Linked DNA regions of Homo sapiens: all the other regions are linked to region 1. A link is a loop called in an ENCODE intact Hi-C map of the cell type or tissue named here. Cell type or tissue: endothelial cell of umbilical vein. All regions are shown on one strand. Links, peaks and the distances in the headings refer to the core of each region. The heading gives the core; the rest is flanking DNA. Region 1 holds the start of LOC105369313 (a long non-coding RNA gene). Region 2 holds the start of LOC124902674 (a long non-coding RNA gene). Region 3 holds the start of UBE2L6 (ubiquitin conjugating enzyme E2 L6). Region 4 overlaps SLC43A1 (solute carrier family 43 member 1). Region 5 has its middle 3.2 kb from the start of RTN4RL2.

Region 1 (5,974 bases), core at 380-5,379:
AAAAGCTAGAAATGATTAAACTTAGTGAGGAAGGCATGTCAAAAGCTGAGACAGGGCAAAAGCTGAGACAGGGCAAAAGCTGAGACAGGGCAAAAGCTAGGCTTTTTGTGTCAAACAGTTGTCCCAGTTGAGAAAGCAAAGAAAAAGTTGTTGAAGGAAATTAAAAGTGCTACTCCAGTGAAGACCTGAATGATAATAAAGTGAAATATCCTTATTGCTGATTCAGAGAAAATATTAGTGTTCTGGATAGAAGATCAAACCAGCCACAACATTTCCTTAAGGCAAAGCCTAATACAGCAAGGCCCTAACTCTCTTCAATTATGTGAAAGCTGAGGAAGTTGAGGAAGCTGCAGAAGAAAAATTGGAAGCTAGCAGAGATTGGTTCATGAAGTTTAAGTAAAGAAGCCATCTTTAGAACATAAAAGTGCAAAGTGAAGCAGCAAGTGCTAATGTAGAAGCTACATCAAGTTATCCAGAAGATTTAGCTAAGATAACTGATGGAAGTCGCTACACTAAACTATATATATATGTATATTTTTTTTGAGACAAGGTCTCCCTCTGCCACCCAGGCTGGAGTGCCATAGTAAGATCTCGGCTCACTGAAGCCTTTGCCTCCTGGATTCAAGTGATTCTCATGCCTCAGCCTCCTGAGTAGCTGGGATTACCACACCCTGCTAATTTTTCTTTTCCTTTTTTAATTTTTTTTTGGAAAGGGATGGGGTTTCACCATGTTGCCCAGGCTGGTCTCAAACTCCTAACCTCAGGTGACCCGCCTACCTCAGCATCCCAAAATGCTGGAATTACAGGCATAAGCCACCATGCCCAGCCTAACGATAAATTGTTAATGCAAACAAAACACCGTTATATTGAAAGAAATGCCATCTAGGACTTTCATAGCTAGGAAGGAGAAATTGATGCCTGGCTTCAAAGCTTCCACAAACAGGCTGACTCTATTGTTAGGGGCTAATGAAGCTGGTAAGTTTAAATTGAAGCCAATGTTCATTTATCATTTTGCAAATTCTAAGACCCTTAAGAATTATGCTAAATCTACTCTGCGTGTGCTCTATAAACGGAAAAGACTAGATTATAGCATGGTTTATTGAATATTTTAAGCGCACTATTGAGACCTACTACTTAGAAAAAATATTTTTTTCAAAATATTACTGCTCATTCACAAATGTACCTGGTCACTCAAAGCTTTTATGGAGATGGACAAGGAGATGAATGTGGTTTTCATGCCTGGTAATACAATATCCATTCTGCAGCCCATGGTTCAAGGAGTAATTTTGACTTTCAAGTCCTATTGTTTAGAAAATACATTTCGTAAGGCTATAACTGCAATAGATTGTGATTCCTCTGATGGATCTAGTGAAGTAAATTGAAAACCTCTGGAAGGATTCACCATTCTAGATACCACTAAAAACTTTTGTGACTCATGAATTCATGTAATTAACATTAACAAGAGTTTGGAAGAAATTGATTTCAACTCTCTTGGATGACTTTGAAGGATTCAAGACCTCAGTGGAGGGAGTAACTGCAGATGTGGTGGAAATAGCAAGAGAACTAGAATTAGAAGTAAAGCCTAAAGATGTGACTGAACTGCTGCAATCTCATGACAAAACTTGAACAGATGAGGAAATGCTTCTTATGAATGAGAAAATAAAGTGGTTTCTTGAGATAGAATCTACTCTGGGGGAAGAGGCTGTGAACATTGTTGAAATGACAACAAAGGATTTCAAGTATTCCATAAAGTTAGTTGATAAAGCACTGGGAAGGTTTGAGAGGACTTAATACAATTTTGAAAGAAGTTCTACTGTAGGTCAAATGCTATCAACAACAGTTCATGCTACAGAGGAATTTTTCATGAAAGAAAGTCAATCAGCCAGGCACGATGGCTCATGCTTGTAATCCCAGCACTTTGGGAGGCCGAGGTGGGTGGATCACTTGAGGTCAGTAGTTCCAGACCAGCCTGGCAAGTCTGGCAAACATGGTGAAACCCCATCTCTACTAAAAATACAAAAACTAGCCAGGCCTGGTGGCGTTTGCCGGTAATCCCAGCTACTCAGGGGGCTGAAGTATGAGAATATCTTGAACCTGGGAGGTGGAGGTTGCAGTGAGTCAAGATTGCGCCACTGCACTACAGTCTGGGCAACAGAGAGAGACTCCATCTCAAAAAAAAAAAAAAGAAAAGAAAGTCAGTCAATCGATGCAGCAATCTTCACTGTTGGTTTATTTTAGGAGATTGCCACAACCACCTCAACCTTCAGCAAGCATCATCCTGATCAGTCAGCAGCCATCAAGGCCCCTCACCGGCAAAAGAAAAAATTACAACTCACTGAAGGCTCAGGTGATCATCATCATTTTTTAGCAATAAAGTATTTTAAATTATGTACATTTTTTGGACATAATGCTAGTAGACCCAGTATAGTGTAAACATAACTTTTATATGCACTAGGAAGCAAAAAAAAAATTGTGTGACTTGCTCTATCGTGATATTCATTTTATTGGAGTAGTCTGAAACCAAACCCCCAGTATCTCCAAAGTTTATTTGTACTTTATGTTGATTAACTTTAATTCTCAACAGTCCCATAATGAGAAATAGAGGAATGGAGAGACTAAGTGACTTGCAAGAGTCCCTCCAGGAACTAGAAGGGAGAGCTGGGATTTGAACCCATGCATTTGGCTCCAGGACTGTAAGTCTCACCTGTAGGCTGCGGTGCCTGGTGTACCATAACACGTAGGAGATCTCCAGGGTCCTAAGAGGTGCTACCATTCTATGTGGCCATGAAATTAACCTTTTAGGCAGATGGGTAGTTTCTTGATTCTTCCTGTAATTCCAAAGCATTTTTCCTGTATGAACTCACTTGTCATTGCGGCAAGAAAGACAAGTCTTCATTTTGCCAGCCCCACCGCTGGGAACGGCTCCTTAGGTGAAAAGCTTGGGATAGCCTCAAGATGGCAGCATTAACTCAAATATGGATGGACAGATCCTGGTATCTGGCCTTGAAGTAATCCAAAAGTCAGAATTGGCCCTTTTCTGCCTTTTAGTTTTTTTAAAACCCCAAGCTGTAACTGTTTGGAGGTGAAGAGTCAACCTGATCTTGTGAGGAGACCAAACAGTGAAGACACTGGAGGCATCAAAGTGGAAAAGCAGAAGTATTTCCCAGGAATTAAGAGTCTTTGGAGGGAAAAGAAAGAGGATATATTGGGTGCCATTAAGAAATGATGAGGTTCAAAAAGATTAATGATTCATCTATTATCCATTCATAAGTGGCTAATTCTAGGCCTCTTACTTGCCAAAACCAAGAACCACCCCACTTCACCATGTTGATAGTCTTCATTTTTATCTATTTAATTTTTTAGAATATTAAACACTGATAAAGAAGAGTACTAAATTATTTTATAAAGCCAGATATATAGGCTAGATTGTCTCAGTGGTTAGAGTCTTGATGCTACAGGTGAAGTTTTCTCTTCTTTCCTCATCTTGTTCCTCTCCCTTTCTTCCTCTTCTCTCCCCTTCCCTCCCCTCTTTCTTTTCTTTCCTTTCTCTCTTTATCTGTCTTATCCCGTTTTTCCCTCTTTCTTTCTCTAGTTTTTTCCTTGGTTGTTTTATTGGTCAAATAAATAATAAGGAAGAAACCTAAGTCTTCAGAGTTGGACATGTGGGTCAGGTGATTAGATGCTACAAAATTCCAAGAGTATGCAAAAATATCCTTGGACTTCTATCACCTAGCTTGCCACTTGCTTGGCCACTTTGTATGTCTTCTTTTGTTAAAAATAATTATTCTAACAGGGGGCTTTGTCTTGGAAATGTTTTCATGAGAGCAAAGAAAAAGTGAGTAAATAAGCTCTACTTTTGTAACTGACTGTAGTGGAACATGCATTTGTGAGAATCTAAGAGAAATATTGTTTTGTAGATTCTGAGAGCACCTCTGCTTTTCCACATTTATTCCCAAGAGAAGCAGTAGAGCACAGAGTATAAATATATAGAATTTGGGTCAGACAGGCTTGAGCATTTCCTCACTTTCTGGAATTGCAAGATGCTCCAGGCTTCTCTGGTATATTCCCTGCTCCAGTGCTAGAACCAGCCATTTCTCGAAGGAGCCCTGGTTTCTTTTATTAGAGAATAATATTAGAAAAAGATCTAAGTGCTAGGTATGTACAGAAGTTTTCACATCTGTAAAATTGAAAAAAATATATATTTCTCATAGAGTTATATGAACATTAAGTGAAATAACACATACAAATATATACTGAATGAAGGGCTTGAAACATAGGAAGCTATATTATATATTATATAAATATATATTATATACATATAAATGTATCAAGAGCTGAAATAAAGAAATCCTTTGCTTCTTGTAGGCTCCATGTTAAAATTCATTTAAAACCAAGTTGACTGGGAAAAAAGTTCATGGAAGTGTTTTGATTCACAGAGCTCTTTGAAACTCTGAGTTCTGTAGACAGAGCTGGGTTTGGGAAAATGGAGATTCTGATGCAATTTATCATTTATAATCTGACATTTTGAAAATTTCTCCCCATTTAGTCTTAGATAAAGAGCCAACTCCCAATACTCACAGGAAATCTGTGGGCTGATTGTGCAGTGGCTGGATCCTCAAGCTCCTTTGAAAGCATTTTTTGATAGAATTTGCTCATCAATAATCTTAGCCTGTGACTAGGAGAACCAGGACTCCCCTGTGGCCCCTAAGGGATCTTTGAGGCACCTCCATATCATAATAATGTTTCAGTTCCCTCAGGAAAGTGGTGTTTTGATTGCTTGTTTGTATGTTGCTGAGCCCTGGATTGGAATTGAGACCTTAGGGAACCCCCCTTCAGAGGCTCCCAAATCTACATAGACACTAGCTTCTAGCTGATATCAGCCTTTTCACACAGTTTGATATGGCTCACTTACAGTCTCAAGCAAACTGCAGCGGCAGCTGAACTGTCTTTACACTTTTATCACATAGCCTCAGGAAATCTCTTACTATTTGAAATCCAAGGTCCTTAGAGACCAACAGCTCTTCTTTTCTTTTCTTTTTCAGACTTCAAAAAGTCCAGTGTTGAAGCAGTTCTGAATTGAGATCTCATAATTCCCAAGGACATAGGTATGATTTCCCTGATCTTTTTAAAAAGCAGTATTCTTCGCACTGTAGGTAGAAATAATGGGTTCGTCTAAAAGAAAGAGACTCAGAAGTAGGTATATAAAAAGACTCTTAATTCAATTTCCCCCAACCTCCTCTGCTACATTTCACAAGAATAGAGACAGAAGTTTCCCATAAGTAATTCGGAGTCACGTTTACTTAGACAGCCATTGCCATAGTCATTGCTAGATGGGGTGTTGCTACCAACTGGTGTTAATAAAACCTGGGAAATAACTTCATACGATTGGCCTACAGTTTAATAAAGAGATTGATTAATTAGCTTCTATGGAGCACCTGCTAGAGGCCCACACTGGCTGAATTTTCTTATATTTTATCTCACTTTATCTTCTGTCTATAAAGGAAAATTGACTTGCCTACAGTCCCAAAGCAAGTAAGCATTAAAGCTCTTATTCTAACTCAACTGCTGAGATTCTAATTACCTCATCCACTTAACAAATAGTTGAGTCTACCATGTGGCTGCCTTGAGTCTAAGTAGTGGATAATAAAGCGCAAAAGAGTGACAAACAATATAGGCCTTGTCTCTTCCCTTATGGAATTTATTCCATTGAGAATCTTCTTTAGAACTCCCCAAATGGGGGTGTGATGATTGGGGGTGATGCTTCAAACCCCTTTAGAAGCAATTTTGATGGAACTTTTTATTTCCAAACTATCTTAATGGCTTAGACTTCTCCTTCTCTCTTTATAACAATAATAATTCCTTAAATTTTAATGCTTTTTCAGGTTTTGACTTAATATTTTAACCTTAGATATTTCAGTATTCAACCGTAGATATTTTAAAAATATTTTTTCTCTTTCAAGACTCCTTCCGATAT
Region 2 (5,974 bases), core at 561-5,560, 450 kb after region 1:
GAATAATTTGGCTTCAGATAGACACTTTCTGTAGGGAGAGAATACACTGACCAGCCAACACAATGTTGGTCACGTTGAAAGTTACATTTCTCACTCTTAGTAAGTGGTGTCTGGTCTTGGCAATGATTTTGGGAAGCCTGCACCATTCCTACCTATACTAGTCATTTCTGGGTGAGTTCCCCTTTCTTGAAACTATGACATCATCTTGTTGCTCACGTACCACTCACCAGGAGATCTTTGAGATTGGCAAGTAGGTTTTGCTCATATTAGTATACGAACTGGCATGTAGCTGTTGTTCAGATCGCATCTGTTGAATGGGTGTGAACCGAGACATTTCTGAAGCTACAGAGCAGATTGTAACCACCGCTGGCACCTCAATGCTTAACATATGCTAAGTGCTACCTTTAACTTGCTAAAAATCCAAGGGAGCTCCAAATGTGTTACATCTTAAGAAATTCTTGAGCATTTTGCAATAGCCCTTGCTGTTGCCGACTCTGGTTTTCCAAAACCCCAGAGTCCCTAAAAATCAAAGGACCCACCTCATTTCATACAACTCACCAACAGAGATCACTGGACAGAGGTGGGCTGGGAAGCCGAAGAGCTAGAAACAATGAAGGGCACTGGCTTGACAGTCAGCAAACCTGGATCTTACAAACGCTAGTTACTGATTATGTGACCTTGACAAATTGAGTCATCTGTCTGAGCTTCACATTCCTCATCTACAAAACGAAGGTAACAAAGGTTAATGATAATGTATTTGCCTCTTAGAGTCATTGTGGATATTAACAATGGAATAACCAGGGCCTGGTACTTAAACCCTCAATGACTGTTAGTTGGAATTGCTATTAGTGATAATGATGATACAATGCAAGCCTGGAAGGAGCAGTTAACTTTGGAGAAAAGCTGGCTCCCACGTCCTCTGTGTAATTTTGCCCAATATAGGGCCAAAGACTCACCAAAAACTTTGAAGTAAAAGAACTTGTCTGCACATATCTGGTAGGACAGCTTCCTTATGGTAGGCTGGGAAAAGTCTGACAGTGAGCCCCTGCACTGACCTGAGGAGCCTGTAGGGGAAGGAAAGCAGGAAGAAGATGAGCAGGAGAGAAGAGAAAAGAACAGGCATTCACTCATGCACTCAACAACTAAGATAAATTGAATGGATCCTGCTTAGAATCTGATTGGAGAGGAAAAGGCATGAACTCGAACAGTCTGAAGTAGAAAGAGTTCAGCAATGATGTGACAAAGGCGATGATCCCAGGGCTGGCATGAACCAAGAATTAAGAACTAGATCTCAGCTTGAGGAGCAGGGATCAGGGAAGGCTGTACGGCAGGTTTGGGACTCCTCAATAAACAGGCCACACTGTGTTTTGTTCTTATCCTCCTCTATCAAAAAAAAAAAAGTGCTCTCTTAATTTCATGACTCTTTCTTAAGTTTAATATTCAACTGACCATAGCACAGCCTTCCAAGTAACTGGAATTACAAGCATGAGCCACCACACCCCCCTACTTTTTGTACTTTTAGCAGAGACAGGGTTTCGCCATGCTGGCCAGGCTAGTCTCGAACTCCTGACCATAGCTCCTGAAATATTTTTTGCTGATAAACAGGTTAAAGAAAACTTAATACATCATATGGGCACCCACTAGGTCTGCCCACCAGAAATCACACTCTACACTGACAACCCCTTCCCCTCTGCTCCAAAAGCCTCCCAGCTTTCCTTAGGCAGGAGGGCTGGAGAGCCTCCAGGTCAAGTGGACTCACCTAAGATTTTTATGTTACCCATCCCCTGATATTAGATTTTCTTGTTATTTTGCTTTACTTGTGTTTCTTCTAAATAGCAAATAACCGGCTTGATTTTTATCCAGTTTGAAAATTTCCCATCTATTATAGTCAAAATCTTTACTCAGCTGCCCCATGACAGGAGAGCTCAATTCTCCCCTCTTTACCTTTGAAAAGGAAAAACCCAGATGAAGGGGCTGCTTTCAAAGGAGTGGGAAGGGATAATGGTGAAACACCTGAAGGACAGCCACAGTCGGAAGCTGTTTCCATCCTTGGGAGAGGAAGCAGAGCTGAGGAAGGCAGCCACTGCCCACCCATGGCTAAGCAGGGAGAAATGAATACCTCAACCTCACTTTCCCCCTACCCCAAGTCTCCCAGCAAGTCTCCTACCAGAAGGCAGAGGGCAGGGCAGCTCTTTGACACAATCCACAAAGATCAGCCCTTCTGGAGCTCAGAGCTATTACAGAGAAGCCTGGAGAGTGTGTCAAGACAGGCAAGTAGAGAATACAGCACGCTCTTCGTAAGTAGGGTAATGTAACCTATCATTTAAGCTGACTGCTGATATGGTTTGATGGTATTCTGCCATCTTATATAATTTCTATTTATTATGCTGGGTCATTGCTTTCTGTTAATAAAACTATAATAATAGAAATAATAGAGATTTTTATTTAGTTTTCTAGTTCTTATGCTTTCTCCCTTTCCTTTTTTTTTTTTTTTTTTTTTTTTTTTTTGAGACAGAGCCTCACTCAGTCACCCAGGCAGGAGTGCAGTGGTGCAATCTTGACTCACTGCAACCTCTGTCTCCCGGGTTCAAGCAATTCTTCTGCCTCAAGTAACTGGAATTACAGGCATGCGCCACCACACCCGGCTAATTTTTGTACTTTTAGTAGAGACAGGGTTTCACCATGCTGGCCAGGCTGGTCTCGAACTCCTGACCTCAATTGATCTGCCCGCCTCAGCCTCCCAAAGTGCTGGGATTACAGGCATGAGCCACTGTGCCCGGCCCTGAATTTTTTTTAATTTGATCATTTTTTCCAATTATTTTCCTTCTGCTGCTTTGGAATTTATATATCTTGTTTTTATTCTATTAACAATTATACAGCTTTTAATTCACTTGAGCCTTTATCTTTCAAATAATGCCAAGAATTATACAATGTATAGAGAGAAACAAAGCCGTTAGCACATCTTTACCTCTCTGCTTCTCCCACCCCCACTGGAAGATATGTTGGCATTCTTTAGTCCGCTGCATTCCTTTCTAAAAACGTCAGTTGGTTTCTTAGGCCTGAGCCCACAGGCTTTCGAAGGACCTGGAAACAGCATATATCAAAGGCCAGTGAGATAATAATTAGAAATAAAAGCCAGAGAGGGAAAAATGAGGCCAAGTTACAAGGCTGGTGAGAACATTTGTGGATCCTGAGCAAGTGTGTTCAGGCCAGGAATGTACAGCTCTGTTCCTTTCCCCCAGATCAGCCATGGATCTCAGCGCCCCCAGTTTTCCAACTGTTTCCAGTTCCCATCCTTCCTCCGCACAGTGCCCAGCAGCACCCACCAGCCTTGAGTCCTGGCCAAGCTCTTGAGTTACTTTAACTGGACCTGAGTAGGCCTGGTCAGTTATGACAACAGCAACTTTGAGTGGCTGGATCAGCAGCTGCAGAAGCAGATCGGGGGCGAGGGTGGCTGCATGGCCTTCTCAAAGATCAGCAGTGTAGATGACAGCATCAACAGCATGGCCACCGTCATTGCCTAAACCCCTGCTGCCACCGTCATTGTCTGTGACTGCTACCATTTTCACTTCAGACTCCTGGCGGGGGCCCTTCAGGAGAACAATGTGAATGGGAGGATGTGGATCTTTTCCACCTCCTTCACATATAACCCCTCGGTGCTGGGTCCCAAAGCCCACGAGTTGCTGAATGGCAGCTTGAGCCTGACCATACACTTAGGAATAATACCTGCCTTTAAGGACTTCCTGTTGGCGCTGCGCCCAGCCGTGTAGCCAGGCAACAGTCTGATGAGGAAGCTGTGGGAGGAGTGCAGGGATACAGGTGGTCTGGATTAGGGGCTTCCATCCAAAGTGCCAGAGAAGGGGCTTGGCATCGCACAGGGCTGGAGAACATGACCACTGCCCACCTGTCTGCCTTCAAACTTCCTGATCTAACTGCCACTTACCAAGCCTACCTGGCAGCCAAAGCCCTGTGGGTTGCCTATCAGAACTTGATGTCCTGCTCTGAGAGAGAGGGACCATTCCTGGGAGGCACGTATGCCAATGCATGGGAAGCCAGGCTTTCTCAGGTGAGTGGCCAAGAAGCCTTTCCCAGTCCCTGTCCATTCCAGCTTTCTGTGAGCTTTAGACTAGCAGAGAGGCAGTGTGGCCTAATGAAAGGAGCATCAAATTTAGAACAAAAGTGATATGGGCTCAAATCTCAATATGGGATTTCTCTGCGGCCTAGTCACTTACCTTTCCTGAGCTTCAGTTCTCTCCTATGTAGATTGAGTATAATAATATATACGTGGTAGGTTGTTATGAAAATAAGAGATCATGCATACAAATGCTGGCTGGTGATTAATGCATGTTATGGGCTACAGCTTTTCTCCAGGTGGTGTGACGCTGCTGCTAATAATGGTGATGACATCAAAACTGCCAAGGGCCTTAGAAATCTGCTGGTCCAGCACGAAGCAGGGAGATCACCAAAAAGGGGAGGCAGAGCTGGAAGAGAACACAGCTGTCCTGCCATCCAGGTCACTACATGCCAATGCTGATATGCAACAAAAACCATATGAGATTCACAGTAGGAAAGAGTTAACCACAAAGTTAGAAAACTGGTAAATCTGCAATGTAAAACATCCAATCCAGCACAGACACCCATTCTTCATGGGCTGCTCAGGGATAAGGACAGGAAGGGAAGGGAGGTGGTGTTTTCCTCGTAGTCAGAGAGGTAATGCTAGAACAAGCTCAAAGAGATGAAATAGAGTTCAGAGGACAAAGGCCTCAACCAACAACACCAAGAGAAGAACACTAGGTTTTCAGCTAGAGGAAGAGCTGAGTCTGAGTGCTTGGCCTAGTCATCAGCCTTCTCTGTGTTCGAGGTCTTTTTTCCTCTCTGGTCATTAGGTACTTTAATCAAAAAGACCTTGGGCTGGGCACAGTGGCTCATACCTGTAATCCCAGCACTTTGGGAAGCAGGTGGATCACTTAGCGTCAGGAGTTCAAGACCAGCCTGGCCAACATGGTAAAACTCTGTCTCTACTAAAAATACAAAAATTAACCAGGTGTAATGGCGTTGTCTATAGTCCCAGCTACTCAGGAGGCTGAGGCATGAGAATCACTTGAACCTGGGAGGCAGGGTTGCAGTGAGCCAAGATGGCACCACTGCACTCCAGCTTGGGTGACAGAGTGAGACTCCATCTCAAAAAAAAAAAAAAAAAAAAAAAAACCTGAATTGTATAACCATGGAAGCCTTAGGAAAGTGGGTACAGATCAGTAATTTTTACAGTGTGCTTCTTGGAGCCTTAGAGTTCTACAGGGAGCCTTAGGTGCCCCCACTGATGGAACACTTCTTCAGGCAGTGAGAGGCTTGGGGATGGGGCTCTGGACCCCATAGCTGCCTACACCAACCAGAGATGCTCTATTTTCTCTGCCTAATATATTAGTGTGAAGCATAAGATTTTTCTTGAAAAGTAGCAACTAATGGACTAGATAAGGGGTCAAAAATTTTCTCAGTAAAGAGCCAGATAGTAAATGTTTTCAGATTTTCAAACCATGCAGCCTCTATCACAACTACTCAACTCTGCTGTTGTAGTGCAAATGCAGCCATAGAAAATCCACAAACAAATCAATCTGACTGTGTTCAACAAAACTTTATTTATGAACACTGAAATAGGAGTTTCATGTATTTTCCATATATCATAAAGTATTACTCTTCTTTTAATTTTTTTCAACTACTTAAAAATGTAAAAGTCATTATTAATTCACACATCACACAGAAAAACAGGTGCCAGACTAACTTTAGTCTACAGGCAGTAGTTTGCCTACCTGTGGACTAGAAAATCTCCAGCAGAAGGAAGGGAGATGATGACAGCTGCCTCTTAATAGCATTCATAAGACTCTTATTAAAGATACCAGAGGTCTAGGTCCAACAGAGAGAACTGGCTCTGACAGCGAAGGTCAACTGTTAAATTTTCAGGAATTGTGCAAGTCAT
Region 3 (5,974 bases), core at 665-5,664, 950 kb after region 1:
GACTCCCCTTTCTCATCCTGGTGTTTCCTATTGGCAATGCCTGCCACTCAGTAGTAGGCGCTTGTTGACTGAGACTATTGATCACAGGCAGGTTCGAATGTCTTTGTTCCCTCATCTCTACCCCTGTTAAGGGATTACGGAGTGTCCTATTCATTTCGGGCATATAGAAAATGCTGTTAAAGTTCATTGAATTGAATGAAACAATTAATCGTTCTGCAAAATCTGAGCAGAGAAGTCATTTGGTTTCAAAATACTTGGATAAAAACATTACGGTGGCTCACGCCTGTAATTCCAACACTTTGGGAGGCCGAGGCGGGTGGATTACTTGAAACCAGGAGCTCGAGACCCTGACTCTACTAAAAATACAAAAATGAGCCGGTCGTGGTGGCGCGCGCCTGTAAATCTCAGCTACTCAGGAGGCTGAGGCACGAGAACAGCTTGAACCGGGAGGCGGAGGTTGCAGTGAGCCGATATCGCCACTGAACTCCAGTCAGGGCGACAGTGAAACTCTGTCAGAAAAACAAGAAACAAAAAAACTGTGAGGTACTGAGATCACAAACTGGTGCTCAAAATATACTGATTTCCTTTCTCGTCTGGACTAAACGGGGGTAGGGAAGGGTGAGAAGGAGGGGATCGGCCCTCCCAACAAGTCTCATCTTCCCCAGATGCTGCTTGGTGCTCAGGGGCTGCAAGTACTCTGTCCTTGCACAGAGGGTTGGGGACTCCAGCTGTGCATGGGGGCACACATTAGGCCCACAGCTTGTAATGGACCAGTAGTAAAGTAAGGGAGGGGAAGCAGACTCTCTCTTGGAAAGGAGGCTCCTGAGTCCTTCTTGGGGCTTCCCCCACCAACTGTTTCCCAAACCAGCATACAGTAGGCACTTAGTAAATACTAAACCTAGTAAAGGACTGAATGATGGTAGACCGAACCCCCAAAGCAAAAGAGAAAGGGTCCAACAGCGCCTCCTTGCGGTGCTCTGCCCCAAGCCACGGGGAGAAACGTTGCAGCCCGCGCCGAACGCCGGGCAGCACAAAGGATCCCCGACTGCCGGGGAGCGGTGCTCGGAGGGCACAGGTCTACGCCATCCCCCACGCAGTTTCGGAGATGGAGCGCTGGGCCCATGGAGGGAAGGCGGCAGGCTCGGCGGCTCCGGCAGCTTGCTGGGGCAGGGGCTCAAGGCGGCAGTCCGATAGTGGAGGCCGCTGAGAACTGTCACGGAGCTGCGTCTGTACAGCGAGCATCCCTTATTTATTCAGGGCGAGTGTGTATTTGGGGCGGCGTGCAGGGGGCTGACAAAGACCGGAGAGCTCCCGGTGCGGCCGCCGGCGGAGCGAAGACTGGAACCCGTATGAGCGCCCCCCAGCGCCCCTGAGCGCTCGCCGCCGGTGCACGGCGCACCCCGCGGGAGGCAGGGATCAGCAAAGCCGTGCGCCCCGAGGCCCGCCCCCGTCTCCGCACAAAGACCGTGAGTCCCGGGTCCGAGCCTTCCGCGCGGGGATCGGGCGGTTGTCCGGCGGGTCGTCCTTCGACGGCCTCCTGGCCTCGCCGGAGCGGGTGCGGGGAGGCCCACGCAGCGACGGCTGGAGGAGGGGTGGGCGGGGCTGCCGGGGGTGGGGTCCCCGGGGCGGGGCGGGGCGCGCTGTGTCGCGGGTCGGAGCTCGGTCCTGCTGGAGGCCACGGGTGCCACACACTCGGTCCCGACATGATGGCGAGCATGCGAGTGGTGAAGGTAACCGCGTATAGGATGACCCCTTTCTCTTGGCTCCCCTCGCCTCCCGCATTCCCTCCTCCCTCCATCCCCTCCGCGGCTCTCCGAGCACATTTATTTATTTGTCTGGGCACCAGGGCTGGCTGAATCCCTGTCCTCCCCGCCCTCTACTCAGAGGAGGACTGGCCTGCAAGAGTGGCCAGAGCTGGGGTTTTGGGGGTTTGGAGGCCTCTGCTTGAGCCGTTCGCGTGGTGAAGATGAGCCGGCTCCCCCAAAACTGGTTTCAATTTCGCTTTTCCTGCCTGAAACTTGTGATAACAACTGGGTGCATCTCCAGTGCAGGAAAAGTCCTTGGCATCTTGGTGCCAGGCATTCTGCTACTGCTGGTGGTGGGTTATGAACACAGATGACCAGGATGAAGTCCTTGCCTTGGAATAAGCCCATAGCCCATCCCATAATTTGATGCCTGTATTACTAGAGTCCTGAGAAACACGGAATGCTGATTAGAATTTGGGACAAAGTTCCCTGAGTATTCTCTGGAGGAAAAGATGCGGAGGTGGACCTGGAAGGCCTCCTGGAGTAGGTGGCTTGCGTTCGTGAGTTCTACAAGTGTTGAATGCCTACATGTGCTGGCCCTGTTCTAGGAGGGGGGGGGGGGCGGGCAGAGATGAACACAAATCCGGCCCTTGTTGAATTTTGTTCCTATCAGGGACACAATTTGAAATAAGATCTGGAAGGATGGGGAGGGGGCAGTTTCCTCCAGAAGGTGGGAAAACCCAGGGTGTTTGGAGATGGATTAGGGAGGAAGGTGATCCTGGTGAAGTGAGTCTGGCACCCCAAGTCTTTCAGAAGTGCCCCTTCCAGTCTGCAGGGTGGAGGGGCAGGCTCTAGGAAGAGGGTGCCTGCTACCCTCAGCCTCTGAGAAGAAAATGGCCTCAGACTGGGATGCCCAGAGCAGGCTTGGCCTAGATACTAAATCTGGAGGTTGGCAGCAAAATGAGGCAGAGGGTCTTTCCAGCCAAGTGGAAGAGAGATGGGAGCCAGAATTTATTGCATTGGAACCATTACATGCCAAACGGTTTACATGGTTATTTCATCTAATTCGCACAGCAGTTCTGTGAGATAAGTAATATATACCCGCATTTTACAAATGAGGAAATTGAGGCACAGAGGAAATAACTTGCTTGTCCAGAGTCTTTCAGTAAGGAGCAATGGGACTGGAATATGAAACCAGGTCCACAGGCCTCCAGCCTGCAGGCTCTCTTAATGGCCTTTCTACTTTCATTTTCTGTTCCTCTGAGTCAGGTGATTTCCTAGTAGGCAGTAGGAAAGAACTGTGTGTTTTAGGTTGGGTTTCAACTTCCTCAGGCTTTGGGAAAGTTCTGGCAGAACTCATCCTAAACAGATAAAGTTCAAGTGTCTTTATCTTTCCAAGACCTGGAAAATGTCTATTCCAGATCTTCTCCGGTCAGCCCTGGGCTTTGTTCTTGCCAAAGAGTCACAGATGATAGAGAAACTCTTACAAGTGCAGATGCTTCTAGTTTGGGGTAAAGATAAATGAAGGGCCATTGACCCTGGGTGGAAGGCACCAGAAGCAGCTTATTGGTTGAACAGAAATAGAACATAGGCTGAGGGATAGGAGGGGGGCATGGGATGTGTTTATATTATATGTTGGGGGTGGGGGTAAGGCAGAGAAAGTTCAAATGGTCCACAGTGTTAAAGGACCCCTCCCCACTTGTGGACTGGGTTTGGAGAGCTTCAGTTTCTCAACCTCATCACTACTGACATTTTGGGTCACATAACTGTTATGTATCCATTGTATGTTTTTAGATTTGAGGTTACTACAAGGTTTGTAAATAATATCTTATAACCTGTTATTTTAAACTGATGACAAGTTAACACTGATTACATAAACAAACAAGCAAAATGAAAACTAATGAAGGCCAGGCGTGGTGTCCCACTCCTGTAATATCAGCACTTTGGGAGGCTGAGGTTCGCGGACTGCTTGAGCCTAGGAGTTCGAGACCAGCCTGGGTAACACAGCCAAACCCCATCTCTACAAAAAGTACCAAAATTAGCCGGGCATGGTAGCACACTGCTGTAGTCCTAGCTACTTGGGAGGCTGAGGTAGCAAGATCACCTGAGCCCAGGAGGTTGAGGCTGCAGTGAGCTGTGATTGTGCCACTGGACTCCAATCTGGGTGACAGAGTGAGACATTGTCTCAAAAAAAAAAAAAAAAAAAAAAAAAACAACTAATACAAACTGTATACTTTAACTTCGTCTTTCCGCTTACTAACTTTTTGTTGTTTCTATTTCTTTCCTTCTTTCTTTCTCTCTCCCTTTCTTTCCTTCCTTCCTTCCTTAAGATGGAGTTTCACTCTTGTTGCCCAGGCTGGAGTGCAATGGTGCCATCTCAGCTCACCGCAACCTCCGCCTCCCAGGCTCAAGTGATTCTCCTGCCTCAGCCTCCTGAGTAGCTGGGATTACAGGCAGGCACCATCACGCCTGGCTAATTTTGTATTTTTAGTAGAGACGGGGTTTCTCCATGTTGGTCAGGCTAGTCTCGAACTCCTGACCTCAGGTGATCCACCCACCTCAGCCTCCCAAAGTGCTGGGATTACATGAGCCACTGTGCCCGGCCATTTCTATTTCTTTCTTATTGTACTGTCTACCTCTTGAAAAATTGTTGTAGTTATTATATTTAATTGGTCATCTTTTCCTCTTTCTACTTAAGATATGAGTAGTGTATATACCATAAATACAGTGTTATACTAATCTGTGTTTTTCTTTCTTTTTTTTTTTGAGACGGAGTTTCGCTCTTGTTGCCCAGGCTGGAGTGCAATGGCACGATCTCAGCTCACTGCAACCTCCGCCTCGTGGGTTCAAGTGATTCTCTTACCTCAGCCTCCCGAGTAGCTGGGGTTACAGGCACCCGCCACCACGCCCAGCTAATTTTTGTATTTTTAGTAGAGATGTGGTTTCACCATGTTAGCCAGGCTGGTCTCGAACTCCTGACCTCAGGTGATCCACCGGCTTTGGCCTCCCACAGTGCTGGGATTACAGGCGTGAGCCACCATGCCCAGCCCAGATGATTTTTTATTGCTCATTAAAATTTTTTTAAATTTCTGATTGAAGAACTCCTTTTTAGCATTTCTTGTAGGACAGGTCTGGTGTCGATGGTATCTCTCAGCTTTTGTTTGTCTGGGAAAGTCTTTATTTCTCCTTCATGTTTGAAGGATATTTTCACTGGATATACTATTCTAGGGTAAAAGATTTTTTCCCTCAGCCGTATTTCATTTAAATATGTCATGCCACTCTCTCTTGGCCTGTAAGATTTCCACTGAAAAGTCGCTGCTGGACATATTGGAGCTCCATTGTATGTTATGTGTTTATTTTCTCTTGCTGCTGTTAGGACCCTTTCTTTAATCCCTGACATCTGGGAGATTGATTATTAAATGCCTTGAGGTAGTCTTCTTTGGGTTAAGTCTGCTTGGTGTTCTATAACCTTCTCATGTTTGGATATTGATATCTTTCTCTAGATTTGGGAAATTCTCTGCTACTATCCGTTTGAATAAACTTTCTAGCCCTGTCTCTCTCCCTACCTCCTATTTAAGGCCAGTAACTCTTAGATTTGCCCTTTTGAGGCCATTGTCTAGATCCTGTAGGCATACTTCATTCTTTGTTTATTCTTTTTTTTTATTTTTGAGACGGAGTCTCGCTCTGTTGCCCAGGATGGAGTGCAGTGGCACAATCTTGGCTCACTGCAAGCTCTGCCTCCTGGGTTCATACCATTCTCCTGCCTCAACCTCCTGAGTAGCTGGGACTACAGGCGCCCACCACCACGCCCGGCTAATTTTTTTTTTTTTTTTTGTATTTTTAGTAGAGATGAGGTTTCACCGTGTTAGCCAGGATGGTCTCGATCTCCTGATCTCGTGATCCACCTGCCTCGGCCTCCCAAAGTCTTTGTTTATTCTTTTATTATTTTGCTTCATCTGACTGTATTTTCAAATACCCTGTCTTTAAACACTCTAGTTCTTCTGCTTGATCAATTCTGCTGTTAAAAGACTGATGCGTTTCAGTATGTTAATTGCATTTTTTTCTTTCTTTCTTTTTTTTTTTTTTTTGAGACAGAGTTCCACTCTTGTTGCCCAGGCTGGAGTGCAATGGCATGCTCTCGGCTCACTGCAACCTCTGCCTCTCCAATTCTCCTGCCTGAGCCTCCCAAGTAGCTGGGATTACAGGCCTGCACCACCATGCCCAGCTAA
Region 4 (5,974 bases), core at 622-5,621, 1.0 Mb after region 1:
CCCCTCCTCTCACAGCTGATCTACGATGCCGGTGTGGCCTTCGTGGTCATCATGTTCACCTGGTCTGGCCTGGCCTGCCTTATCTTTCTGAACTGCACCCTCAACTGGCCCATCGAAGCCTTTCCTGCCCCTGAGGAAGTCAATTACACGTGAGTGGCTGGAGTGGGCAGAGACTCTCCCTGGGGCAGAGAGGGCTGTGGTGATATGATAGACGGAATTAACTTTGGATTCAGAGAGACCTCGGCTTGGACCTCTGCTTGGCAAATCGCTTGAGCCCTCCAAGCTCTGCTTTCTCATCTGTACTATGAGCCTGTTCCTACCTACCCACAGGTCGCTTTTGTTTGTTTGTTTGTTTAGAGGCAGTGTCTTGCTCTGTCACTCAGGCTGGAGTGTAGTGTCTTGGTCCTGGCTCACTGCAACCTAAAACTGCTGGGCTCAAGCGAACCTCTCCCTCTGCCTCCCGAGGAGCTGGGGTTACAGGCACACACCACCATGCCCAGTTAATTTTTTTATTTTTTGTAGAGACAGGGCTTACTGTGTTACCTAGGCTGGTTTTGAACTCCTGGCCTTAAGGGATCCTCCCCCCTTGCCCTTCCAAAGTGTCCGATTACAGGCGTGAGCCACTGTGCCCAGCCTCCCATGGGTGTTTTTAAGTAATACAGTTGGCACATAACAGGTGGTCAAAACATGGTAAATATTTATTTATTTATTTATTTATTTTTGAGACAGAGTCTCATTCTGTCGCCCAGGCTGGAGTGCAGTGGCATGATTTCAGTGAACTGCAACCTCTGCCTCCTGAATAGCTGGGATTACAGGCACGCGCCACCACACCCAGCTAATTTTTGTATTTTTTAGTGGAGACGGGGTTTCACCATGTTGGCCAGGCTGGTCTTGAACTCCTGGCCTCAAGTGATCCGCCTGGCTCAGCCTCCCAAAGTGCTGGGATTGCAGGCGTGAGCCACCATGCTCAGCTCATGGTAACTATTTATGTGGGTGCAAAAGTAATTGTGGTTTTTGCCATTAAAAGTAATGGGCCAGGCGCAGTGGGTCATGCCTATAATCCCAGCACTTTGGGAGGCCGAAGAGGGTGGATCGCCTGAGGTCGGGAGTTCTAGACCAGCCTGACCAACATGGAGAAACACCGTCTCTACTAAAAATACAAAATTAGCTGGGTGTGGTGGTGCATGCCTGTAATCCCAGCTAGTCAGGAGGCTGAGGCAGGAGAATCACTTGAACCCTAGAGGCTGAGGTTGCGGTGAGCCGAGATCGTGCCATTGCACTCCAGCCTGGGCAACAAGATCAAAAACTCCGTCTCAAAAAAAAAAAAAAAGTAATGACAAATACTGTTTTCATCCTTTCTGGGTTTGGAGGAGATCTGAGTAGGAGGCACCTCAGCAATGGCACTCGATGCCATGTGGTCCCAAAAAGAGGGACATAAAAGAATCAAGCACCCCATCTTTTGTGGAGCCACCTGAATGCCAACTTTTTCCAGCCCCCTGTCAGTTCAGCAGAGGCAAGAGGTGATACTCCACACCAAGCACATAAGGTGACATTACAGAACTGACAGTTATGCCAGGCACTGTACTTAGCCCCTATACCATCCTCAAACAGCTGTATGATGTAGATTGGGTATTAACCCCATTAATAACAAAAGTACAGGGAACAAAGTGACTTTCCAAAGGTCATGCCATTCAAAGGAGGGTGAATCTTAGGTTGGACGCAGGCTGTCTGACTCTGGAGTCTGAGGTGTTAATGCTGCCTCCTCCATGGGAACAGCCCAAGTGAAAAACAGCTGATCCACTCTTCATTTACTTGGCATCTGTGCTAAGCTGGTCCCTGAGCCAAGCTCTGAGCAACAGAAACAGAAGCTCTGCATTAGGAGCTTGTGAGCATGTCAATGCCGGGTAAAGGAGTGCTGGAAACCGCTGGGATGGCCGCCGAGCACTAGGCCGTTGAAGGTGGGCTCTGTGTGACTGGTTCCTCTACACTCTGGCCTGGCTGCCTGCAGGAAGAAGATCAAGCTGAGTGGGCTGGCCCTGGACCACAAGGTGACAGGTGACCTCTTCTACACCCATGTGACCACCATGGGCCAGAGGCTCAGCCAGAAGGCCCCCAGCCTGGAGGACGGTTCGGATGCCTTCATGTCACCCCAGGATGTTCGGGGCACCTCAGAAAACCTTCCTGAGAGTGAGTGTCTGGTCAAGGTGCCGGCCTTGGGGGATAGTGATGGTGGGTCCTCATATTCAGTGAGCACTCATGGTTGAGTATTTATTCGCACCCCTCTTCAGTCCTTACAACACCCCATGATGTAGGTGGGGCATGCTCCTCATTTACAGATGGGCACATCAAAGCTCAGCTAACGCTGGGAAGTTCAGATTCAGGGTTACCCTGCTGGATTCCTGGGATTGGGGAGGGAGGAGCTTCCAAAATGGGGACAAGGTCTCTGGGCCTGTCGGGTAGCTGGTTTCCTCAGGGCCCCTTGCAACCTCTGAGCTTATTGCATCAGGTGCAGCCAGGCCCGTGAGCCTCCTGGCAGGGGTCCTCCACACCTGGCTGTCTTTTGCCCCCTGCTGGTCACAGGAGGAGCTGCAGCACCTGCCTGGGCTGCTTCTCAGGAGGGTACATGAAGATCCCAGGACCGCCAGCTCCATGATAAGTGGAAGGAGCTCCTTGGAGTCAGGAGCGGGAGTTGAGGAGTTTGAGTCCTGCTCTCCAGTTATAGGCTATGTGACTTGTGTAGATCACCTAACCTTGCTCTTGATTTCCTTACCTCTTAAACTAGCACTAAAAGCACCCCACAAACTGTAAAGTTAGTTGTGATGATTGAATGACACCATGGGTGTGGAAGCTCTTTGTAAAGTGCAAAACGGTGTGCAGTTTGAGGGTGGTTACCCCCAGTGCCGATTCTCAGAGGGCAACATGGCTAAGGGCACGAGCTGGAGTTAGGCTGACCTGCTGCTTCCAGCCCTGTGAGCTTGAGCAAGTCATTTAACTTCCTGAGCTGCAGTTTCCTCATCAGTAAAATGTGATAAGGATAGGGTTGTTGTAAGATTTTATTAAATGGGGTAATAAATGTCAAGTATGTAGCCCATAGTGAGTGCTTCAGAGTTTTTTTCTTTTGTTTCTTTCCCCCCCGCCCCGAGATGGAGCCTTACTCTGTTGCCCAGGCTGGAGTGCAGTGGCATGATCTTGGCTCACTGCAACCTCCGCCTCCCGGGTTCAAGCAATTCTCCTGCCTCAGCCTCCCAAATAGCTGGGACTACAGGCGTGCACCACCATGCTCGGCTAATTTTTGTATCTTTAGTAGAGACGGGGTTTCACCATGTTGGCCAGGCTGGTCTCGAACTCCTGACCTCATGATGCTCCTGCCTCAGCCTCCGAAAGTTTTGGGATTACAAGTGTGAGCCACCGTGCCCTGCCAGGTTTTTTTTTTTTTTTTTTTTTGTAAAATAGAGACAGGGTATTGCTGTTGCCTGGGCTGGAGTGCGGTAGTGCAATCATAGTTCACTGCAGCCTTGACCTCCTGGGCTCAAGTGATCCTCCTGCCTCAGCCTCCTGAGTAGCTGGGAATACAGGTGTGCACAACCATGCCTGGCTTATTTTTTTATATATATATATATATATATATATATATATATATATACACAAAATTATATATATTATATTATTATATATTATATTATATATTATATTATTTTTTATATATAAATTATATATATATTTATATTATATTTTATATATATATATATTTTTTAGAGATAGGGTCTTGCTATGTTGACCACCAGGCTGGTCTTGAACTCCTGGGCTCAAGCAATCCTCCTGCCTCAGCCTCCTGAGTAGCTGGGAATACAGGTGTGCACCACCATGCCTGGCTTATTTCATATATATATATTTTTATATATATGTATATTTATATATATAAATATATATATAATTTCTGTATATAAATAAATAAATAAATATATATATATATTTTTAGAGATAGGGTCTTGCTATGTTGACCACCAGGTCTTGAACTCCTGGGCTCAAGTGATCCTCCTACCTCTGCCTTTCAAAGTGTTGGGATTACAGGCGTGAGCCATGGCACCTAACTGAGTTATTTTTACCACACGAAGCATAGGACATACATCCAAAAATGTTCTGAGCTGAGCAAGAGCCTGGAGGCAAGTGAATCTGAACTTTCCCGTCTTTGAAGAAACCAGTCTCTCTCCAAAGTCACATAGTTAGTGTCACTCCCCCCAAGAACTGCATGAGCTGGGACAATCAGAGGGCAGTGGAAGGTCTGGGGCTCAGGGGCGCCCCCTGCTGTCTCCCCAGGGTCTGTCCCCTTACGCAAGAGCCTCTGCTCCCCCACTTTCCTGTGGAGCCTCCTCACCATGGGCATGACCCAGCTGCGGATCATCTTCTACATGGCTGCTGTGAACAAGATGCTGGAGTACCTTGTGACTGGTGGCCAGGAGCATGGTGAGGCACCGCTGAGGCCCCTGGGGGTTGGGGGCACAGGCGGGTCACCCTGGCTGAGCTCCCCTCACCATACGTTTCCCTACCCACAGAGACAAATGAACAGCAACAAAAGGTGGCAGAGACAGGTAGGGCTATGAAAGCAGGGCCCTGGCTCACGCCCACCCCACTGCAACCCGCTTCTCAGGGGGCGGGACTCCTCTAGGCCTGGGCCCACCCAGGTAACCCTTTTGTGGGATGTAAGAGTCTGGGTTCAGAGGAAGGCTATTTTGGTGCTCTCTGGCCTCCGCTGGAAGGGGTGATAGTGTCCACTGAGTGCCAGTTCCTGACCCCACTGCCCTTCCCATCCTGCCCAGTTGGGTTCTACTCCTCCGTCTTCGGGGCCATGCAGCTGTTGTGCCTTCTCACCTGCCCCCTCATTGGCTACATCATGGACTGGCGGATCAAGGACTGCGTGGACGCCCCAACTCAGGGCACTGTCCTCGGAGATGCCAGGTGACCTGCCTGTACAGGGATGGTGACAGCAAGTGGTCAGGCAGTGCTTTTCATTTTCTCTGTGCGTTTACATCCAGCAACTTGTTGCTTTCTCCCAAGAACCCTAGGAGATCAGGGGTACCTCCCCATTTTACAGATGAGGAAACTGAGGCTAGGAAGGGACCTGGCTTGCTTAATAATAAGAATAGCTAATGCAGAGTGCTGACTGTGCACTTGGCACCTTGCCTTGTTTAGTCCTACAACACCTCTTTGAGGTAGATGCGTTAATATCTTCATTTTGCAGTTGAGGAAACCGAGGTACAGGGTTGCACAGTTAGGTCATTCACCCAAGATCACACAGCTTTCAGTGGCAGCCTCCAGAACCTGTGTTATAAGGGTACACGCTAAAGTCTTGTTAGGGCTAGAATAGGTAGAGTTGGTATATTAGATATTTATTGCTGTATAACAAATCACCCCAAGGCTTGGCATTTTAAAACAACAAACACTTCTCATCTCATACAGTTTCTGACAGTCAGAAATCAGGGAGAGACTCAGCCGGCTGATTCTGAGTCACAGTCTCTCATGAAGACATAGTCAGGCTGTCAGCCAGGGCTGCAGTCATCTGAAGGGCTGACTGGGGTTGGAGAATCTATGTCAGTTCAATTACCCCCATGGCCTCTCCATAGGGCTGCTCAGGACACAGCACCTGCTTTCCCTTGAGCAAGAGGGCTAAGCGACAGAGACCCCGTATCTTCTCTCACATAATCTCAGACGTAGCATACCATCACTTCTGTTACGTTCTATTATAGGCACAGAGCAACCCTGATATACTGTGGAAGGAGACTGGACAAAGCAGGGGAATACCAGGAGGCAGGATCCTTGAGGGCTGTCTTGTTGGCTGGAGACCACCATTGAGGGTTTTTTTTTTTTTTTTTATTGAGACAGTCTTGCTCTGTCGCCCAGGCTGGAGTGCAGTGGCACGATCTCAGCTCACTGCAACCTCTGCCTCCCAGGTTCAAGCGATTCTCCTGCCTCAGCC
Region 5 (5,974 bases), core at 688-5,687, 1.1 Mb after region 1:
GGGGGAATGCGGTAGTTTAGAGGAACGCCGTGGACTTGTCCTGTTCCCCCCTCCCAACTTTCCAGGAGAAGATGAGCTTCTGGGTCACCCCCTCCCCCGCCCCCAGCCGCGTCCCTCGCGCCAGTGTCCCAGCCTCCAGCATTTCTGTCCCCTGGGACAGCTCCAAGATTCCACTTTTCCTTCCACTCCCAGACCTCAAGCCCAGTGTGCGACTATAAGAATAGTATATGCAAGAGTTTGTGCGTGCAAGATCGAGTGCATATGAGCGTGCACGTGCGCGCAAGGATGCTTGTGCAGGTGTGACTCAGGATGCTTGCCCGTTACCCTTTGTACGGGCTTGGGGAAGCGGGGGGGGGGGCACGTGAGTGTGCACACGGGTGAGCCGCTGAAAGTCCGCCAGCGTGCATGTCTGAGCTGGTGGGAAACGTGAGGCTGTGCGAGGTTTTGCGCTTGCGATCTTGGGGATGGGTGGAAAGAAATATGTGCCCGGTGTGTGTATGCCCCTTAGTGCATTTACAAGCGGGTGCGAGATGGGCGCGCGTGCGAGTGTGTGCGTTTTTTTGTGTATGTATGATGTGTCCGGGAGGGGAGACCTTATCTCCCGCGGGGGTGCAGGAGAGGACCCAAAGCTGGGGAGAAGACTGTTGGCTTCGCGTGAACTTCCTCTACCCCCTTTTAAAGAGGGGCGGATTATGGTCTCACTGGAGCCCCTCTGGCCCTTCATGGCCTGGTCACAGGCGGTATCAGCAGACCCATCACCTAGGCACTTCCCTACAAAGGCTGCAGGGCGGTTGACCCAGGTCTTGACTCGGCCCGGCGCGTCCGCGGAGCCGCCCCGGCGTAGGATAGGCTCGGGGCCCTCGGGGGAGCCGCTTCGGGTACGGTGGCCAGGCAGCGCTGGCGGGGTTGGGGCTGCTGGAGCCTCAGGTGCGGCGGTGCCGGGGCTGCTGAGCCCCCTGGGCTGCCGCTCCCGCGAGCACAGAAGCCCCTCGCCCCGCTGCCCGCGCCGCGGCTCCTCCTTTCCTATCCGTGCCAGGGTCCAATGCAGTGCCTGGCATACAGTCGGCTCTTGATAAATGTTGGTCTTATTCTTCCCATTCATTCTCTGCTCCCTCCACGGTCTCTCGTTCTTCTCGCGTTCTCATTCGATTTCTCTGGTTTTCTCCCCCGACTCTTACTCATATTTCGTGGTCTCTGTCTCTCTGTTCCCTCCCTCCCTCACTCTCTCTCGGACCTTTTCTGTCTCTACTCGTCTGTTTCCCTGCCCGGTCTTCTGTCTTTCTCACTGTCTCTCTGTGTCTTCGTCTCTCTCCTCCTCCCCGCGGGGCTCCCTGCGTCTCTGTCTCTCGTCTCTGTGTGTCTCGGTGTCTCTGCCTCCCTTTCTCTCCCCCTCTTCCCCAGTTTCATTCCCAGGCTCCCGGCCCGTGGGCACCTCGGCTCTCGGGTGCCCCCTGCTGGTTCCATTTTCGGACCTTCTCGGCCCCCCAGCTCCTCTCTGTGCCCCTAAATTTCCTTTCCCGCCCCTCTCGTTTTCGGATCAGGTAGAAACAGAAAGAAAAGTCTCTGGGGCTCCCGTCTTCCCTCACCCAGGGCTCCCCCTATTTCCAGGAGGCAGGACAGGACCCTGCGTTTCCCCAGGACCCACCCCGACTAGGGCCTGCGCCTGGGGGGAGGGCCTGGAGGCGGCGGCGGGGAGGGAGTGTTGGGGGTAGCAGGGTGGGGTTTGGCGTCCTTCCCCGGAATGAGCCGCGGCACAATCTGTCGCTGGGTTTGTTTGCCGAGCTGCCTCCGGAGCGCAGTGGGGCTGGCTCCCGGGGAGCGAAATATCACAAGATGCGGAGACAGACGCTGAGGGGCGGGTGGGCGGCGGGCTGACTCAGGTGTGCTGTCATCGGTTCCCGGGGCCCGCGCTCTTCGGGGAGGGGTGGGAGGGGACCCCGGGCCCCCAAGGCAGGCGGAACCCCGAAGCTGGGGGGGAGCTCCTCCTCCTGGGACGAGCTGCGAGGAAAGGGAAGCCCCGTCCGGGAATCCCTGGCTCCAGGCAGTCGCAGCCCCTCTGCTCATCCCCGCCCCTTATACAGGTGTCACGGTTTCCCATAATTATCTGCTGACTCACCCCCTCCACCCCCAACTAGACTACCAGCTTTTTGAGGGCAGGGAACTCGTGTCATCCATTGTCGTGTTTCCAGCAGGTGCCCACTGAAGACTTTTAGGTGGCTGGCTGGTGGGTGGGTGGCTGGCTGGTCTCATTTTACAGTAGGTGCCACAATGCATTTGGTCTTCTCTGTAGAGCACTCTGACCCCTCTTACCTCCCCCCATCCACATTTGCTGTCCCCACCCCACCTAGCTCCGGTTAGGGTTGGGGGGAGGGGGGACGAATTGGAAATTTGAGTCTGGAGATCAGAGTTCTCCAGGTGACCCTAGACAATGTACTCCCCTTCCTTGTGCCTCAGTTTCCTCATCTGTACGGTGAGGCTACCCGGTCATCGCGAGGCTGCATTAAGTCTCCAGGCACCCCAGGCATGAGAAAGTGCTTGGTAAAATGAGGTGTGTTGGTGTGTGGAGGGGTGGTAGGTAGCTAATGTCGTTACTATTTTGGCAGTAATTCTTTGGTGGCAATGATTGTCCCAGTAGAATCAGACACATCATGCCTGAACATGAGTTGGGCTTCTGCAGTTAGACATTTTGAGATCGAGGACTCGGCCTCTGGCTGGACTCTTGGACACTGGGCTGGAGGCTTGGCCGGGCTTTGGTGTGCTGGGTCTTCAAGCCTTGGCCGCAGTGCTGGCCCGCCCTCTGGTGGCTCTAGGTGGATCTGCAGCCCCACGGGAAGCCAAGATCTCTGGAGATGGGCTCAGCGTCGGATTTTCCCTGAGAAGGAGGAGGACACCCGCCCCCGCCCACCCCATTGTCTGGAGAACAGCTGGCTTTGGAAAGGAGACCAGGTAGAAGGAGGGGTTTATTGGCACAGACTGGATGAGTCTGGACTTCCGAGTTCTCACTTACTAACAGCGCAGCTACTCTCAATGTGCCACCCAAGATCCCCCTTCCCTCTGGGCATACCCACCGAGTGAGTCCACAGAACCTCCCTGGCTCTTCCCTTCACCTCTTTGTCACCTTCACTGTGTAGAACACTTGGCGGTTAGTGTACGAGGTCCGGTGGCTCAATGGGCGAGAGCACAGGCTTTGATGGGTTTGTGCCCTGGCTCTGAAGCTCTCTAGCTAGGGAGGGGACCTTGGGCAAGTCGCTTACCTTTTCAAACCCCAGTTTTCCTATTCAGAAGATGGGAGGGGCTGGGCATGGTGGCTCGTGTTGGTAATCCCAGCAATTTGGGAGGCTGAGGCGGGCGGATTGCTTAAGACTAGGAGTTCAAGACCAGCCCTGTCGACTTAGCGAGACCCCTGCCTCAAAATTAACCAGTCAGTCAATCAATCAATCAATCAATAAAAGAAATTGGGGGGTGGTGACACTAGTTCCTAGCTCAAGTTTGAGGCCATCCCTGGTGACTTAGAAGGACCTTGTCTCAAAATAAATAAATAAATGAATAGATAGATAAATACATAGATAAATAAATAAATAAGATGGGAGGAAGAAGGACGATACTTGTTCCCAGCTCATAGAGTTGTTTGAGGCTTAAAAGAAACAAAGCATGAAAGAACATAACAGAGTAGCTGACCCTGTATTTGGTAAATGCTGATAATATTATTTTTACTTTTATCCTAGTGACTACCTGGAGAAATAGGCATTGCAGTCTAGAGGCAGAAAGAAAAATGATGATCTGCTGTCATTTATTTATTTATTTTGAGACAGTGTGTCATTCTGTCTCACTCTGTCATCCAGGCTGGTGTGCAGTGGCATGATCCTGGCTCACCGCAACCTCCGCCTCCCAGGCTCAAGCAGTCCTCCCACCTCAGCCTCCCAAGTAGCTGGGACTACAGGCAGACACCACCACGCCTGGCTAATTTTGGTAGAGGTGGGGGTCTCACTATGTTTCCCAGGCTGGTCTCGAACTCCTGGAATCAAGCAATCTGCCTGCCTTGGCCTCCCAAAGTGCTGGGATTGCAGGTGTGAACCACTGCACCCAGCACCTGTGGTCTCATAAGGAGTGAGTGGCAGAGCCAGGTCTGGGGGTCAGTTCTTAGATATGACTTCCTACCCACGTGTACTACCCCTCGGATGACCTTCACAGTTCCACCCTACCTGGCACTTGCTAGGGCTGCCCACTGTGGTAAAAGGAATCCTGGTCCAAATTAAAAGTCCTGAGTTCTAGCCTGGTCTCTGCCTCCGAATGGCTGAGTAACTGGGACAGACCTCTCCTCTGTGGGCTTCAGTGTCCCATCATTGAAGGGAATATCTTGGACTCCATGTTCTAGAGAGTCCTGCAAAGCTACATCTTCGTATCATCCAGGTGTCTCTGTGACTCCCAAACTAGAAGCTACCAAAAATGGAGCCTCTCAGCTAGATCCCATGCTGCCTCCACTTTCCCAGCTCTGGGCACGTGATGTGGGCCCTGGGGGAAAATCAGATTTTCTAGGGATTCCTTCAGACCCCACCCTGGGCTCCTCAGCTCTCCCACTGGTCACCAGGCCTGCTCCTGAGCCAGTCAATGGAGACACGTGCTGCCTACTGTGCTGGGAGGTGGAGGGACGGGGCTGCACTTGTCACCCAGAACCCTTCCACAGTGAGTTCCACACCTTGTTCTGCCTGGCCTGAGGGGAACAGGGCTCCTGTCCAGGCCCTTTCTAAAACAGGCAAGAAAACCTAAATTAGTATAAAGGGCAAGGTTGTCAGAACATGTTTTTCTCTTTCCCTGTCTCATTTTTAGGGTCCCTGTCCATGTATTGTATGTATGTATGTATGTATGTATGTATGTATGTATGTATGTATGTGTGTATTTATTTATTTTGAGATGCAGTCTTGCTCTGTCACCCAGGCTGGAATGCAATGGTGAGATCTTGGCTCACTGCAAACTCTGCCTCCCGGGTTCAAGCAATTCTCCTGCCTCAGCCTCCCAAGTAGCTGGGACTACAGGTGCACGCCACCACACCCGGCCAATTTTTGTATTTTTGGTAGAGATGAGGTTTCACCAGGCTGATCTCAAACTCCTGACCTTGTGATCCATCCTCCTCGGCCTCCCAAAGTGCTGGGGTTACAAGTGTGAGCCACCAGGCCTGGCCTATTATTTATAGTACAACGGGTATATATTAAGCCCTTGCTTCATGTCATGAACTTACGTGTGCTGGCTGATGTAGAGTAACTCTAGCGGGGAGAGTCTATTAATGTCCCCTTCTTACAGATGGAGAAACAGGCTCAGAGAGGTAGTGCTGCTCTTAGATCTGGTCAAAAAGAGTCCTTCCCTGAGCCCTGTGCTTTAGAGGGCTCTGCTTTGGCCCTCATCTAGCCAGTTTCCCTCCATGGGGGCAAGAAGTCCCTAAGACCAAGGAATGTGCCTCCCAGAAGCTGCATCTCTCTTCTAGACCACACTTAGGTTATCCTGGACCCTGGAATCTCAAAAAGCCCAAGTGGACTTCCCGGCCCTTTGTGGGCTTCTTCTCTGAACTACCTTTCTGCCAGTGCATGAACCCATGGCCAAAGGGTGGCCAAGGGGCAGATGTTTGGAGAGGGTGTGGTTGGGCCTTAGACATGTTGGTTGGATATTCATGTGCATGGACATGAGGCCCCTTGTTGTCTGAGATGGAGCTGTGGTTGGGAAGTGGAGGGAAGCTGCGTGTGTTTTGTTTTTTTTTGAGATGGAGTTTCGCTCTTGTTGCCCAGGCTGGAGTGCAATGGCACGATCTTGGCTCACTTCAACCTCTGCCTCCTGGGTTCAAGCAATTCTCCTGCCTCAGCCTCCCAAGTAGCTGGGATTACAGGCGTGTACCACCATGCCTGGCTAATTTTGTATTTTTAGTAGAAACGGGGTTTCACCATGTTGGTCAGGCTGGTCTCGAACTTCTGTCCTCAAGTGATCC

The links. Peaks named below come from ENCODE experiments on the same cell type or tissue, not always from the same donor. Only the 100,000 strongest peaks of a DNase experiment are listed, where the experiment ranks them.
Region 2: it touches region 1 in a loop (2.3-fold over the local background); 8 of 110 quality-filtered maps call a loop at or near these places.
Region 3: it touches region 1 in a loop (15-fold over the local background); 18 of 110 quality-filtered maps call a loop at or near these places.
Region 4: it touches region 1 in a loop (11-fold over the local background); 3 of 110 quality-filtered maps call a loop at or near these places.
Region 5: it touches region 1 in a loop (19-fold over the local background); 33 of 110 quality-filtered maps call a loop at or near these places.

Annotation. Positions count from the first base shown.
Region 1 is chr11:58,510,924-58,516,897 of GRCh38, reverse strand. It overlaps LOC105369313 (a long non-coding RNA gene), which reads left to right and starts at 2,173. Exons shown (of 5, transcript XR_007062673.1): 1 at 2,173-2,347; 2 at 5,043-5,105. In endothelial cell of umbilical vein, for the core only: a CTCF peak has its summit at 2,950 (motif pointing right); a DNase peak (open chromatin) is centred at 2,937; H3K27me3 peaks cover 745 bases.
Region 2 is chr11:58,056,222-58,062,195 of GRCh38, reverse strand. The region is part of intron 2 of OR9Q1 (olfactory receptor family 9 subfamily Q member 1); the gene reads right to left. LOC124902674 (a long non-coding RNA gene) reads left to right here and starts at 4,261. Exons shown (of 2, transcript XR_007062672.1): 1 at 4,261-4,513. RefSeq lists a silencer at 2,885-3,179 and enhancers at 2,804-3,483, 3,484-4,164. In endothelial cell of umbilical vein, for the core only: no CTCF peak of the experiment used is centred there; DNase peaks (open chromatin) are centred at 2,215 and 3,065; H3K27ac peaks cover 1,348 bases.
Region 3 is chr11:57,563,341-57,569,314 of GRCh38, reverse strand. It overlaps UBE2L6 (ubiquitin conjugating enzyme E2 L6), which reads left to right and starts at 1,643. Exons shown (of 4, transcript NM_004223.5): 1 at 1,643-1,730. The coding sequence starts at 1,704. RefSeq lists a silencer at 1,280-1,639 and an enhancer at 2,893-3,242. In endothelial cell of umbilical vein, for the core only: a CTCF peak has its summit at 993 (motif pointing left); DNase peaks (open chromatin) are centred at 974 and 2,984; H3K4me3 peaks cover 1,437 bases.
Region 4 is chr11:57,490,206-57,496,179 of GRCh38, reverse strand. It overlaps SLC43A1 (solute carrier family 43 member 1), which reads left to right. Exons shown (of 15, transcript NM_003627.6): 7 at 16-149; 8 at 2,009-2,187; 9 at 4,318-4,464; 10 at 4,554-4,589; 11 at 4,818-4,956. Among named protein-coding and RNA genes, the nearest start is that of SLC43A1, 23 kb to the left of the region's middle. RefSeq lists an enhancer at 1,746-2,945. In endothelial cell of umbilical vein, for the core only: CTCF peaks have their summits at 2,566 (motif pointing left) and 4,305 (motif pointing left); no DNase peak of the experiment used is centred there.
Region 5 is chr11:57,454,331-57,460,304 of GRCh38, reverse strand. No RefSeq gene overlaps it. Among named protein-coding and RNA genes, the nearest start is that of RTN4RL2, 3.2 kb to the left of the region's middle. RefSeq lists a silencer at 870-929. In endothelial cell of umbilical vein, for the core only: CTCF peaks have their summits at 1,457 (motif pointing left) and 2,801 (motif pointing left); a DNase peak (open chromatin) is centred at 2,774; H3K27me3 peaks cover 836 bases.